Regions from separate parts of the Homo sapiens genome. Here region 1 is linked to region 2. Evidence: chromatin contacts called from ENCODE Hi-C or POLR2A ChIA-PET data. All regions are on one chromosome and are shown on one strand. Each heading gives the region's core, a stretch centred on a gene start or an enhancer-like site at or near the end of the contact. The rest is flanking DNA. Distances are from core to core; before and after follow the strand shown.

Region 1 (4,784 bases), core at 340-2,839, 76 kb before region 2:
GATGAGAACTACATATATATTTCTTATTATATCACAGTATCACAGAAGCCGTAGCTGGTTCTCTTATCTGCTCTGCCATTGCTACCACCCCAGGAAAGGAAGCTCTCCTTCCTGACAGAGGGATGCTTACTTATTTATTTCCCAAACATGTGGCCAGACTTTCTCTTGAACCAACTGATCCTTGCTTGGTGTTCTGAAAGCAGCCAGTGTCACCCCCTCTGTCTCTGTCTTCCAATTTTGATCCTAGTCATATGTGAATGGGTCTTTAGCTCCTGCTAGCCTGTTCTGGCATATTTGTGTCCCCTGAAATGTCTACCCAGAGCCCCTGCAGTGTCTGCTTAGAGCCCCTGAACACAGTGGGTCATCACTATTGGAGCACAGGACTGCAAGAGGGATACAGTGACCTGGAGCAGACAGATGCCACGGTAGCAGTACAACAGCCACATTCACACATGAACATCCAGTTCTCCAAATCTAAGGAGTTAAGGGTCTGTTTTCCACTGTATAAAATAGGGATTTGCTTTACAGAAGATGTCATCATGGAATTCTTTTAGTTAGAGAACTTTACAAAAAACTGTCAACTCTTGTTATTTTTCACAGATTTGTTTACTATGCAAAGCTAGGTTTACCCATACAACAATATTTCGGTTTTCGTTCGTTCACCTTCTGTAGGAAGATCTCTGGGAAAAATTTTATTAATCTGAGCTTTCTTTTGAGGGAAAGAAATTCACCTCCTTTTGGAAAGAATGAGCGACAAATGATCCCATCTGAGGTTCTTTTCCAGATATGCTTAGAGCCCAAGTTTCACAGATATGGATGATAGAGTTCAGAGAAGACAATAGCTTATGTTTGGGCAAATCTCAGTAAGACTGGCTTTCCTAGTGGAAACAGAAATGAAATCTGTCTACCTTCACCTCATTCTTTCCAGTTTTCTCCAACCATCTACCCCTAGTCACTATTCAAGATTCATCTCACATTTCTATCCATTTGAAACCTTCTCTATCACTTTCCTCTTATTCTTTCTTCTCTCACTCCTTTCAGCTCTCTCCCTGTTTTCCTACCCGATACATCATTTCACTGAATCACCTGTGGCTTAACAGCATGCACTGTGGTCAAAATGATGAAAGTCCTGGTTCAGTGACCTTCAGAAAGTCACTTCACCTCGGTGTTCCTCAGCTTCCTTCTTTGTTAAATGGGGAAATCAACAGCTGTTATAACCTGGGCTTGGTATGAGGATCAAATGAGAAAATACAAGCACTTAGCAAGTATCTACTAGACAGGAAATATTCAGTAAGTGCTGACCAGAAGCAGTAATAGTGGTAATTACAATAATTTTGTTCCCAATTAGACTCTAAGATGCTAGAGGGTGGAGATTGAGTCTCAGATTTGTTTTCTACCCTTCAGAGTCATAGCATAAATACTCAGTGTATTTAAAGAGGCTTTATATTTTATGTTTTCCCTTCTGTCTGCTTTATTAGAATTGGGTTTAAATACACTTAGTGTTTTGCTGATACTTAGACCCATTTTATAGAGTGCATGAGTCAGTGATTAAATAGTTTGTTCATAAGTGTTTATCTTCTTAGAACAATAAGCATCTGGACAAAGCCTTGTGCTTTGAAAACTCCTGGTCTTTGTCAACTCGCTGAATGAGTGAAAGCCCAAAGGGAGAGCCACCTTTGCCCTTTTAGTAAGAAGTGAAAGTAGGCCTGATTATTGAAGGAGCCAGAGAGGAAGGATTAGAAACAGCTCTGAGAATGGGGAATTCTTGTGGGAGATGTCAGTAACCCAAATTATCTCTCATTTCAGCAGCCACTAAAAAGAGCCCCACCTGGCCCCTTCCCCTGGAGGGGTGACCTCTCCCCTGAGCCAGCATGATGGGCCCAGCTGGGGTGAGGAGTGAGCAGTCATTAGGGGTCAGGTTACCAGTAAGCATGATGTCAGGGTGGCTCCTGGCTCCTAAGAGCCCCATGCTAGCCAGAGAGAAGAGGCAGTAGCTGCACCCAAAGACTGTGCCCCTCTGTGGAGCCCTGCTAGGCCTGGAGCTCTGGATGGATGGCAGGAGGGTGTGGATGGCTTCTTCTCACCTGTAGGAGAGCCAGGGCTGCTCTTCCTGCTTCCTGCTTGCTTCTTCTAGCTGGGTTGTCTTTCTGTAGCTTTCCTTGGGATGCTAGTTTGCAGATGAAGGGTACCAGGAGCCCCTGGGTGAGGAAGCATGTGGCTGGATGAGTTGAAGAAAGGCTTCAGATCCCTAGGATGGATCTGCCAGAGCTGTCAGTGGTGGATCAGAGGCAGAGAGTGATTCTGGGAAGAGCTGGGTCTGGAATTAAACAGACCCCAGATAAAATCCTGGATCCAACTCTTACAGTGGAACCATATGCAAATCACCTCTCCGTGAGCCTCAGTTCCCTCATCTGTAAAATGAGGAGAATAGCACTTTTCAGGGAATTTTTTTTCTGTTTAGGAGAGAGCACCAAGGCTGTCTGAGAGACCCTGAGAAAACACTGAGAATGTGCATAGTGAGATCTGGACACATGGCAGCCACTTGCTGTCCCTTCCCCGTCCTCCCACTCTCAAGTATTAAATAGGTAACTAGCTAGAGTATACTAGCTGCAGTTTAGGAGATGCTATGATATTCTAATGATGTGTCAGCTCTTCATTTTTTGTTTAGTGACTGTTGAGAGCAGTTTTTCTTAAGTCTGATGAATTCTCTTTGGTATTTGGGTCATTAATCCAGAGTCATCATTATGCAGACAAGTACACTGAGGCCCAGAATTGTCATGACAAGGGTGGGAGAACCAGCACCAGGCTCTCAATCTGGGTCATGTGGCACCATTTGTAATGTCCTGGCCTCTCAATGTTCTCACAGCCTCTGAGCATTTGATTCACGGTTCCCTCTGCCAAGAACAACCGTCACAGTGATTGTGCTGACCTATTTGTCCACCTTTAAGATTCAGATTGGAGTTGCCTCTTCTGAGAAACCTTCTCTGCCTCCCACTTACCCACTGGGTTGGGAGCCTTTCCTCTGACTTCCAAGGCCCCTTGAGCTGACTTCTACAGTGGCACTTCTCACATTGTTTTGAGGAAAGCTGTTTCCCTGTCTGTTTCCCCTACTTGAAAATGAGCTTTTCAAGAATTCAAGCCAAGTCTTACTCATCTTCATATTTCTGGTTTTATGTCTGGGACATTGTAGGTACTCCAAGAACTATTCATCCAAACAATGAATAAGTGAATAAGCAAATACCAAGAGTATAAAGTGCTCATGGTGGTGGGGTTTTCAAGAGAGCTCCCACTGGCTCTCTAGATCCTCCCACCCATCTGCTCTTGGAGTCATCTCTGCCTCTCACTGGGATGGTCTCCTTGCCAGTGGCCCAGAGTGCAGCTATTCCTTGCTTGAGTTGTATGTCCATCCTTGTGGGCCCTAAGGACTAGAATGCCTCCTAAGTCAGGTCCAGAGAAGCCCAATATTTAGGGTTTGTATTTAAGACAGCTCTTGCAGCTTTCTTATGGCTCTATCCTTGGCTGACATCCTCACAAGGACTGAGTTCCCAGAAGATGCATTAATGGAGACATCATTATATTATACCCCAGAGCTGGAATAAATAACTCTTATGTGCATTCATTCATTCACTCACACATTCATTCAATGCATTCCTCCTTCCATTAGGACACATAATCACAAACTGACTGTCTACAACTTTATCACTCACATGGCTCCCGTGTCATTCAGAATAGGCAATTAGATTTTCCCAAAGGCCAGATTTGGGGATCAGAAGGGCAGGCTGATGGAGCATCAACAAGTACTCTGATGTTAGCTTTAAAATATGCAGTAGAATCCTGAAATAATCTGAAATAATTTGAAATAATATGTCTCTCCCACTCTTTCTGCTTCATATTCATGCACCCTCAATGTCCAGTAGCAGGTTCAGAGCCACAACTGCTATTTTTTCCTCTCCCGAGGCAAGGAACAGCCAGCCAGCCAGACCAAGAGGTCCTACAGGATTTGAAGTCCTTAGAATAGTGGCTACATTAAGTTTGCTTTTGGGTAGAAACAAACAAGCAAGTTTCCTGCTGGCCTCCCTGTTCATCTCTAGGTGAAGTGAGGAAAACTGATGGAATGTTAAAGGGGCCAAGCTTCTTCCCATCTACTGCAGCAGGACTGTATAAGAAGAAACTGGACCTGAGGTGTGTGTGGCCTTGGAAGAGCCATTTCACTACTGTGAGCCTCAGTTTTCTCATCTGTATGATGAGGCTAGTAATCCCAGCCCTTTATCCCTTATAATGTTGTTATGAGGATTAGATGAGGTCATATTTGTGAAAATAAAAAGAACACTAACAGCTAATGTTCACTGGGTACTTATTATATATCAGGAACTGTTACGGTTTATATTTTATAACTAAAGGACCTGAAGCTAAGGGAAGTTAAAAGTCAAAGTCACACAGCAAATAAGTGATAGAGCATGTATTTGTTGTCTGACTTCAAAGCCTAAGTAAGCTTTTAATCATATTTTTCAGATAAATTTTTCAGATTTTAGCTGTGCAACTTTGGACAAGCTACCTCTTTCTCAGGTCTTCAGTGGTGCCATCTGAAAAGGAGACATGGCTCAGATTAACGTTCAAGTCCATTTAGCTCCAAATTCCTGGTTATATTTTAACAAAGTATACAGACACACACCATAACTCTTTCTTTCTCCAAGTTTGGTCTTCTTTGAGCATGGAATGACTTGACTATTTACAGACTCTAGCTGAGAAAGTGTGCTGGAGAAGCAAGCAGATTGTAACGCACA
Region 2 (4,759 bases), core at 2,015-4,514:
AGGGTCACCTCATTATCATAAACTCAGGTGTGGTTGGAAGGGGCTTGTATGAATAGCAAAAGATGCTCCTTTCACTCCTATGGCTCGGGAAGTTCCAAGCGTTTTAGAAACTCTCTGCCAGGAACCCAAGACAAAGACCAAATATATATTTCTTATTGTATCACAATATCATACCAGCTAAGTGGCAGTGATACACACTGGGGTCTATAAGAGGGTGGAGGGTAGGAGGAGAGAGAGGATCAGAAAAAAATAACTAATAGGTACTAGGCTTAATACCTGGGTGATGAAATTTTGTACAACAAACCTCCTGAAATGAGATTACCCTGGATCATCCAGATGGGCACCACATAATCACACCGGTCCTTAGAAAAAGGATATAGGAAGAGTCATTCATTTTACTTATGTAACAAACCTGCACATGTACCCCTGAATTTAAAAGTTAAAAAAAAGTGGCAGTGATAATATTGACCTCACAGAGAGGTTGCGAGCTGTGGATGGGATAACCTATGTAATAGGCCCAACATGATACCTGTGTTTATTTTCTATGTCCCAATGTGCTCATTCACATATTTGGCTCCTTAATCATTCATACATGACATGATCAAGAAATACATTTTTATGAATGAACACTGTGACTGATGCAATTTCCTAGGTAACTGAGGGTTAATTAGAAATCCTCTTTTGTTTCAACCCTTGTTAAAAATCCTTAGAACATGTCAGAATTCATTTTTCTTACATGCGCTGAGCGTGATTTAATCTTCCATTCATTCTGAACATCAGTCCTCATTACCCAGGGCTGCAGGTATAGCCAAGGATAATGTGGGATATTGAGAGTAACATACAAATTGGTTTAAAAAAATTAATTACAAGTACAATTTTTAAAAGTAACTTACCCTTTTGACCAGACCTTCAGCAAAACGCCCATGTATTTGAAGTTATATAATTAAAAGCTAGATAATAGAAGCATTCTTTCTTTATGTTCAATTGCCACTCAAATGTTTAGTCGATCACACACGTAAAAAATAATCTTTCAGGGCCTACTATGTGTCAGGCAAATGGCTGGTATACCAGATGGACGTGGTTGCTGTCTGCATGAAGCTACTGTCTAGTGGGGAGGACAGACAATTAGCAGGGGAGATAGTGGGTGCTATGGGAAGCCATGGCAAGAATCCCAACTCAGTCTTAAGTTGTCAGTCTTGGGTCTAGTGAGGGTGGTGGTGGTGGTGATGGTCAGGACAGGGAAGGCATCCTGAAGGAAGTGATGGTTAAACCAAGTGCTTCAGGATGAGTTGGAGTTAGGCAAAGGGAAAGGTTGTAACCTGTACAAGGGTGTAACTAGTATTGTCCAAGCTGCTGGGGTCGGTATGGTTGGAATAGAGGGTGGGTCTGGGAAGTTGAGAACGGGGTAAGGAGAGGGGCTAGGTTATGCTCCTGGCTGATTGTCTCATGGGAGTCTTATATAACTCTAGTCATTCATTCTTGCATTGAACATTTATTTGGTACTGAGGATGCTGAAAGTACTGACTGTGTTAGGTTAAGTGCAGTCAAGTATGGTAAGGGGGTGAGAGATGGGCACAGAATACCAAGCCATGGCTGTCTTGTTAACTGTTGAACCTGACTGCCCAGTCTACACACCTCCTGGCATCGACTAGGCATTCAGTGAACTCTAGGTGATTGACTAACTCAATGAATGAATGGAGGCTTGGTTTAACCTTCACCCTCCCTCAACAACTATTCCCATTATTTTCTTTGTGCAGGATAAACATCTTGAAACACCTCTGCCCCATCGCTAAGTAGGCCAATCTTCCACAGCGTCTAGAAACCAGTACAGAAAAAATGCAGTTTGACCTTGCTGTCATTGTTTGCAGTGTAATGAGGAAAACAGGCATTAAATAACTAACCATACAAATAATTGTGTAATTAAAACTGTGGCACATGATACAAAGAAGATGTACAGGATGATGGAAGGGCACATAAAGGAGAAAGCCCAGGAAGCCTTTATTGAGATATTGATGTTTAACTAGGTTTAGAAGGGGCAAAAGGAGGTGGGAAGAATGTCTCATGCCGGGGGAGGAATACGATGCAAAGGCCTTGGCAGGACAAAAGGCCAGTGTGGCTGGACCCTGGGGATCATCTAGGAGAATGGCTGGAGATGGATGGGTCTAGAGCCTGGAGGAGATTCCCCTACAAGGTCTCTCAGCCATGTTGGAGATTTTGGTTTTTGACTTAAGAGTCCTAGTGAGATATTGAAATGTTTTAAACATGAGAGATATGTGATCAAATCACATTGGCTGCTGTGAGGAGAACAGATCGGAGAGGTACAAGAAAGGACACTGGGACACACACACACACACACGCACACACACACACACACACACACACCCTTCAACAGGCTGACAATGCCCTGTGTACAGATAGCAGTAAGAGCATGAAACTGAGATCTGATTCAGAGAAGACTGAAGTCATTGCACGTCATTTCTTCCTAATCTTTTAGAAACAACCCACTCCTTCATTCTGTCTTATGGTGGGCACTTGTAAGTGGGCTGCTACTTCTTATTTATTTTTTAACCAATTTTGTGAAACAACAGATGTGGTGCTTCTCTTGTGGTTGTTATTCTCAAAGAGAGGATGTTGGTTGCAGCAGACAATTTATCGGAGCCCATTTTCTCCCTTGGCTTCAGCAGGGAGCCAGGGGCTGGGGGTGCTAAGTTGGGCAGGAGTGGAATCCACCCTTCTGTCAGCCGCTGGCTTGAAAGCAAGCATTAGCACGTATTCAATTTGGTCTGGGAGCTCTCCTCTGGACACCGAACCTGGTCCTTATCTATTTTTCCCATTAATAATGAGCTGTTAAATCACATTGCTCATGCCATTTGCAAGATAGCAACGTGTGGTTTAATTGTGCCTGCTCTGTTCCCCCATCATCTCAATCCTCCTCCTAATGGCTTGGCAGGCGGGGCAGGGCTGCTTGGGAACCACTGGCTCAGGCCTGCCATTTCCTGGTCTAGCAATCTCCAGTTTTAGAAACAGGGACTGCTGTGGCGGAAGTGGAGTGGAGCTCCGAATGTGAGGGCCCTGGGGAGGGGAGACTGTGTGCACTCACACCTGCACTCTCCCTCCTCCCCATCATCCCAGAGGCCCTCTCAGAAATCCTAATGGTTGAGGAAAGGGGGCTGGCCTGGCAAGAGGCTGGGCCTCCATTCCTATTTCCCCTGCTCATTGCCTGAGGCTTTCAAACAGTTCCCGCTCCTATCTGGTTTTTGCTGGCGGCACAGGCAAGTTGCTGAGTTCTTGTGATAAGGCTGGCTGATACATAAGGATAATTACGTCTGTGGGTTTGGAATCACTCAAAACCAAAGGTGAAATGACTCAACACAGAGGAGGGCTTTCCCCAGAGAGGTGACTCATGCGCTGGTGGTGGATATGGCTAGAAAGGAGGTGCATTTCTCAAATGTGAGAAGTTGACCTTTCTCTGCTGTTGCTGGGAGAGCCCAGGTGTGGGAGAGCTGGCCAGGATCAGAGGGCAGGGCTCAGGTGGCCTGCAGAAGCCTGCAGTGATGTTGGGAGATGGTGGCATCATAGCAAGGGCCCAGGGCTCTGGTTCCACCCTGCCACCAACTGGCTGTGTAAACTTAAACAAGTCCCCCTGTGGCTGCCTTGGCCCTAGAGTCCCAACCTTTACAGCAAGTGTGACAATAGGCTATATAAAAAGTATCATTCTCTCTCTTCCAGTAGCTTCAAGAATGTGCTTGTTTCCCTTGACTAAAGCAGCTTAGAAGTGGATTGTCCTGTGTTTTTGGTGTTTTAATTTCAGCTGCCCCTTCCACCATCGGGAGAAATGTGGTCCCTTTTAGGATAAGATCTGAGATGCAGTCCCGCCCAAAGAGGTCCCCCTACCTACCCATCAAGGTGTCTGAAACACCCACATTTAGATCTAACTGGAGAGGGAGGCCAGGTAACGTAGTAAAAAGAGCTTGAGCTTTGGGAATGAGACATGAATCTTGGGCATCATATTCCTCATACCACTTCCTTCTTCCTGAAGTCACAGTTACCTTGTCCTGCTGCCACCTATGGCAGCATCCTTGCTAGAATCTCTGAGCTGAAGCCCTGGGACAGCATGGCCTTCATGCCCTCTATGCCAGGCCTTATCCTTGCTGAGTTGCTCCTCCACTGCGACACTTGGATGAAATGCTACACTGCAGGATATGGTTTCTGACCTTCTCAGTGGCCACCAATGGTCTGCAATGACGGAGAAGTATACAGTCAGCTCTCCATGGAGTTGGACCAATGAGAAGGAAGAAACTTGAAAGAGATGGGCAGTGCATCCCCACTCTCTCTCCCTGCCATGGACCACTCTGAGATACAGTTTGTCCTTGCAAATCTTTTGCAGAAAGTCCCACATGCTGAGCAAGGACACCTGTCAGGTGACCTGCTGCATCTGCCAGCAGCTTGTGGTAAAGCAGTGGCCAGCACACTAAGGCATCTCTTTGCATCCTTTTGCTCCTTTCTTCACATGGGTTTTCTTCTCTCCTCTTTCTCACTGTCCTGGGCTTGCACTTCCCAAAGAGTGTTTACACTGCTCAAGCTCTGCTTTCTACAAGACCCAGACTAAGACATCTGGCTTGGAATTTGGATCTGCCCCTTGATAGGTGTGTGAGATTGAGCAAATTCTTCACATCTTCTAAAATGTCAGTTTTCTTCTCTGTAAAATAGGCATAATAACATCTATGTTTTAGAGTTCAGAAAAGTAGATATAATTGTA

The links. Hi-C counts contacts between places; a loop is a spot of excess contacts on that map. ChIA-PET counts read pairs that join two places held with the same protein, here RNA polymerase II (POLR2A). Pooled maps may share reads with other maps.
Region 1: a loop to region 2 is called in a map of endothelial cell of umbilical vein, with 4 times the contacts of the local background. The contact joins two enhancer-like sites. A Hi-C loop is called at or near these places in 8 of 168 maps with a recorded cell type or tissue (Calu3, MCF 10A, PC-3 and 5 more), 1 of 37 single-sample maps with no recorded cell type and 7 of 50 pooled maps. POLR2A ChIA-PET finds 5 or more read pairs at or near these places in 4 of 52 experiments (Caco-2, MCF 10A, Panc1 and 1 more).

What each region holds. Positions count from the first base shown.
Region 1 is chr11:19,364,287-19,369,070 of GRCh38, forward strand. It overlaps a transcript of NAV2 not described here. Among named protein-coding and RNA genes, the nearest start is that of E2F8, 130 kb to the left of the region's middle. Within about 2 kb of position 1,590, at least 2 of the 41 ENCODE cell types and tissues checked have a DNase peak (open chromatin) inside an H3K27ac peak, as active enhancers do; they include PC-9 and endothelial cell of umbilical vein, where a contact is called at or near this core.
Region 2 is chr11:19,439,092-19,443,850 of GRCh38, forward strand. It overlaps a transcript of NAV2 not described here. Among named protein-coding and RNA genes, the nearest start is that of NAV2-AS5, 66 kb to the right of the region's middle. RefSeq lists enhancers at 2,800-3,999, 3,411-3,500. Within about 2 kb of position 3,265, at least 8 of the 41 ENCODE cell types and tissues checked have a DNase peak (open chromatin) inside an H3K27ac peak, as active enhancers do; they include PC-9 and endothelial cell of umbilical vein, where a contact is called at or near this core.